Regions from separate parts of the Homo sapiens genome. Here region 1 is linked to region 2. The links are chromatin loops, found by intact Hi-C in ENCODE. Cell type or tissue: heart left ventricle. All regions are shown on one strand.

The links. A loop is a pair of places that touch in the nucleus more often than their neighbours do. Peaks named below come from ENCODE experiments on the same cell type or tissue, not always from the same donor. Only the 100,000 strongest peaks of a DNase experiment are listed, where the experiment ranks them.
Region 1: it touches region 2 in a loop (2.2-fold over the local background); 6 of 110 quality-filtered maps call a loop at or near these places.

Annotation. Positions count from the first base shown.
Region 1 is chr21:43,953,894-43,956,393 of GRCh38, forward strand. All of the region lies in intron 2 of AGPAT3 (1-acylglycerol-3-phosphate O-acyltransferase 3), which reads left to right. Among named protein-coding and RNA genes, the nearest start is that of TRAPPC10, 57 kb to the right of the region's middle. RefSeq lists an enhancer at 2,269-2,500. In heart left ventricle, no CTCF peak of the experiment used is centred here; no DNase peak of the experiment used is centred here; H3K27ac peaks cover 103 bases.
Region 2 is chr21:43,859,587-43,862,086 of GRCh38, forward strand. No RefSeq gene overlaps it. Among named protein-coding and RNA genes, the nearest start is that of AGPAT3, 4.4 kb to the right of the region's middle. RefSeq lists a cis regulatory region at 1,064-1,561. In heart left ventricle, no CTCF peak of the experiment used is centred here; a DNase peak (open chromatin) is centred at 1,163.

The DNA.
Region 1 (2,500 bases), 94 kb after region 2:
GAGGCTGAAGCCAGAGAATCACTTGAGCCTAGGAGATCAAGGCTGTGTGAGCCATGATGGCATCGCTGCCCTCCAGCCTGGGTGACAGAGTGATATTCTGTCTCTATAAATAAATAGATGAAAAATAAAAAATAAAAATGTAGACGTCAACTTCACATTGTCTGGGGATGCATAATTTCCTAAAAATCGCTCTCATGGGCTCACGAGCAAATGCTCTAGGGGGCCACTGAGTCCAGGCCCCTCCCAATGCTTTCCTGCTCTGCCAGCCCAAAGGACTTTGAAGCTGGAGGCGGGGACCGGTGTGGCCAAGCAGGGCACCTTCCTCACCGTCACCCTTCTGCAGGGAGGGAGGTGGCCTCTGCCTGCTGCCATTGGAGGTTTGTGCAGTCAGGTTTATCAAGGAGGTCCAGGCGGGCTGGGTGTGGGGAGGTGGAACAGGGTACCTGCGAGGTCTGTGAGTGAAACTACACTGCTGGCTGGACAGAGACATGGCAATGACCCAGGGAAACCGTGTTGAGCGCTCTGGTGGGGGCAGGCGGGCGGGAGAGGCCCCTGAGTTCCGCTAGCTGGAATTAAGCAGGTGAACAGCAGATGTTTCTTGGAATGGAGTCTGGTCCATAGTAAGTGATGAAGATGTGTTTTGACTCCGTATCTAGGACCTCCAGGACGTAGAGGTTGATGATCCGGGCAGGTGGCCTTCAGCGAGGGAGCACGTCAAAAGGCTGTGGGCCGTGCAGACAGCTGGGGGACACCGTCCCGGGTGTGACCTTGGGCCACACGGCAGGGTGGTGGACTTGCTCCTAGAATTGGGCTCCAGGGCTGAAGCCAGCCCCTCTGATCTGGCACTGGCCGGCTCCATTCACCCTTTTTGGGGCTTACTGCCGCAGAGACTTCCTTTGAGGAGAGCTGGACCCAAGACGCCAGAGTTCCGGGGGCACTGAGTGCTGTGTGGCACCCGGGCCAGGAGAAACATGTGCCAGAGGGCAGGCGTGGGCTCTCCGGGGAGTCTCTGCGTAGACTTTCTAGCCCAGAGGTTCAGGTGATGGACCAGAGACTGGCCGCTTTGTGACACCGAGGACGGTTGATAAAGTGGATTCTCGAGGGGAAGCTGCATCCACACAGAGGCTGGGACGTGAATGTGCATCACGGCTCTATCTGTGGCCCCCAAAGGCTGGGTGCCAGCTGCCTGTCGGCAGGGAGCGTATCACCGTGGCACGTCCATGCCGTGGGGGTCACTCAGCAGCCACGGATGCGCCCTGGGTGCTGTCCCGGGGCCGTCTCAGAAGCACCGCGCTGGACCGGCTGGGCCAGATGCCATGGGATTCTGTGTTTGTGAACCTCTAGAAAAGGTAAATTAACCTATAGAGCTGGAAAGCTGACCTGCATTGTCAGGCTGGGTGGGGAAGGACTTGGATGGAAATGTTCCCTGTTGCAGTGTGGTGGGGTCACAGGCGGCTTAGCTTGTCAACACCCATAACGCTATGCACGGACACTCGGCAAACCCATCTTAATCGTGTGTTATTTATTCCTGGATGAAGTTCTTTTCTTTTTTGAGATGGAGTTTCACTCTTGTCACCCAGGCTGGAGTGCAGTGGTGCGATCTCAGCTCACTGCAGCCTCCTCCTCCCAGGTTCAAGCTATTTTCCTGCCTCGGCCTCCCAAAGTGCTCAGATTACAGGTGTGAGCCACCGCGCCCGGCTGAGAATCTGATTTTTAAAAATAAACGTCATGACTGGGTGCGGTGGCTCACACCTGTAATCCCAGCGCTTTGGGAGGTCGAGTTGGGCGGATTACCTGAGGTCAGGAGATCGAGGCCAGCCTGGCCAACATGGCGAAACCCCATCTCTACTAAACATACAAAAATTTGCTGGACATGGTGGTGCATACCTGTGGTCCCAGCTACTCGGGAGGCTGAGGCATGAGAATTGCTTGAACCCAGGAAGCTGCAGTGAGCCAAGATGGCACCACAGCACTCTAACCTGGGCAACAGTGAGATAATCTGTCTCAAAAAAAAAAAAAAAAATCAGATTCCTGTACTTTGCGCCGTAGCAACGGAATCAGCAGGTCTGCTGTGGAGCCCGGGCATCTGCTTCTCGGAGCATCACAGCTGATGTGCTGGCCCTCAAGCAGGCTTCTTGGGACCCTGGTTCTTCTGGGCCAGTGTGGAGTGATGTGTGCCCCTGGGTGAGGACCACCTGGTCTCCTGGGGCTCTGCTGTGTGCCAGGTGGGGGCCAGGTGATGGGCTGCAGGGCGGCCCCCACCCTGTACAACTCAGGATCTGGTCGAATATATCGTCTCTAGCTCAAGAAAGGCGTTCTGAAACAGCAAGCCTGGTCTGCCCAGCGTGTCTGAGGCTCTGCTCTAAGGGGCCCCTGCCCACCCTGGGGGGGCTGCAGTGTGTCTGGGCGAGCACTGACTTCTGAGCCTCGCTATCTGGACTGGCACTGGCTCTACTGCTGACTCCCTGTGTGGCCCCATATGATGCACGAAGCCTCTCTG
Region 2 (2,500 bases):
GTCGCTCTCTACTCTCTGCTGACCCCTGGGATGGGGGATGGATGTGTTACAGGAAACGGGTCCGGATCTAGACACCAAGAGGGGGTTCTTGGATCTTGCACAAGAAATATAATTCAGGGTGAGTCCGTAAAGTGAGAGCAGTTTATTAGGAAAATAACGGAATTAAGAATGGCTTACTCCATAGACAGAGCAGCCCCAGGACTGCTGGTCGCCCATTTTTATGGTTATTCTTGATGATATGCTAAACAAGGGGTGGATTATTCATGCCTCCCTTTTTTAGACCATATAGGGTAACTTCCTGACGTTGCCATGGCATTTGTAAACTTGTCATGGTGCTGGTGGGAGTGTAGCAGTGAGGACGGTCAGAGGTCACTCTTGTGGCCATCTTGCTTTTGGTGGGTTTTATCCAGTTTCTTCACTGCAAGCTGTTTTATCAGTAAGGTCTTTATGACCTGTATCTTGTGCCAACCTCCTAGCTCATCCTGTGACTTAGAATGCCTTACCTGTCTGGGAACGCAGCCCAGTAGGTCTCAGCCTTTTACTCAGCCCCTGTTCAAGACGGAGTCGCTCTGGTTCAAAAGCCTCTGACAGATGGCAACAATCTCACCGGACTCAGCGCCTCCAGACTGAACTCAGTTTCTCAAGAATCATTTCCAGGGGTGAGGTCTTAGTGCACCCAGGGTTTCTAATCTCTTTGCTGTGAAAGATCTTGTTTATAATTTTTGCCTCTGTGGAAGTCTATGTTTAAAAAATAATGTGTCTCCTAGGAAAAAAAGCTTTTGTTTGCATTGTTTTCCTATTACCTATTAGCCAAAAATAGTTAACGTCCATCCAGTAGAGATTAGTATCCACATGCCGGAGTTCGTGTATTTACAGCAAAGTTATTATCTTTCGTTTTGGTAAACTTTTACATCTGAGATAAATATAGAGTTGTCTTTGGGCTTTTAAGAATGCCGGAGTTACCCCGAGGGCCCCTGGCTCTCCCGGCATCCTCTTGGAGATCAGGGAAATCTGGGTGGGAACCTCCTCATTTTACAAAAAAAGAAACTAAGACCAAATGGGTAACGTCGTTGTTTAAGGTCACAGGCTGGCGCTGAGCCTTGGCTCTCAGCTCCCCTGGCAGTCGCGCGACTCAGCGTCCAGCCCTACCTGCTCCAGGGCCCTCCCTACTGCCAGCCGCTGCCTGTCCTCTCCCCTGACCTGCCTTGAGCCAGACTGGGCCCCCTGGGCCTTGGGCAGGGCTGGATGGGCAAGTTGTCCAATGAGGCCCCCTCAGAACTGGAAAGCCTCCTTCTGGGTGTGGAGGTGGGCAGCAATCTGCCATTTGGCCCTGGGGTCATCTCTCTGGCTCAGTTTGCTTATCTGTGAGCCCAGATGTCGGCAAGTTCAGGCTGAGAATTAGAGCAAATAATGAAGAGGGAGCCCCTTTCCCAGGGCCTGGCTCATATGCACCGTGGACAACAAATACCAAAAAGGCTGGGCACGTGGCTCACACCCGGAATCTCAGCACTCTGGGAGGCCGAGGTGGGTGGATCACTTGACGTCAGGAGTTCGAGACCAGCCTGGCCAACATGGTGAAACCCCACCACTACTAAAAATACAAAGATTAGCCGGGCGTGGTGGCAGGTGCCTGTCATCCCAGCTACTCTGGTGGCTGAATGAGGCAGAAGAATTGCTGGAACCCAGGAGGCGGAGGCTGCAGTGAGCCAAGATCGTGCCACTGCACTCCAGCCTGGGCGACAGAGCAAGTCTCTGTCTCAAACAAACAAATAAACAAAAAAACTACTTTTCTTCTTTTCATTCCTAGCAAAAATCCCCTCTCTGGACAAATACTACTCAAGGTCAGAATCTCCCTTTGCCCCCAGTTTTTCATTGAGGAGGCTGAGGATCTGAGTCTCTCTCTTTTTTTTTTTTTTGAGATCCAATCCAGTCTCACTCTGTTGCCCAGGCAGGAGTGCAATGGCATGATCTTGGCTCACCACGAGTCTCTTTCTTAATAACCAACCCCATTACCGGGTCAGGAGAAGCTGCTGCGCTGTGGCTGCATCAGGGCCTAGAGCCGGGCTGCCTGCCTCTGCTGCCCTGTGTGCTGGCGGATAAGGTAGGGAGGTTTGTTATGCCTCAGTTTCCTTAAAGGTAAAATGGGGTGTCAGTCGTCTCTACCTTGTGGCCTGGTTTTGGTTAATGAACTAATCTACACACATAACAAGGGCTCAACAAAGGTTAGCGATGACGTTTCCTGCCAATCTGAGCACCTGCACACTGGAACCCTGTAAACAGTTGAGGGTGGGTGGCTGACTTCCAGTTCCCTTCAAATGCTTCTCTGAGTGTCTGCGCACCTGCGGCTCTCCAGGGGCTCGACTCAGGTCTCAGTGATCACAGATTCTAATGAAGAAAGGGTCTGTCTCTGTCATCCAGGCTGGAGTGCAGGGGGCACGTTCATGGCTCACTGCAGCCTCGACTCCCACCTAAGCCTCCTGAGTAGCTGAGACTACAGGTG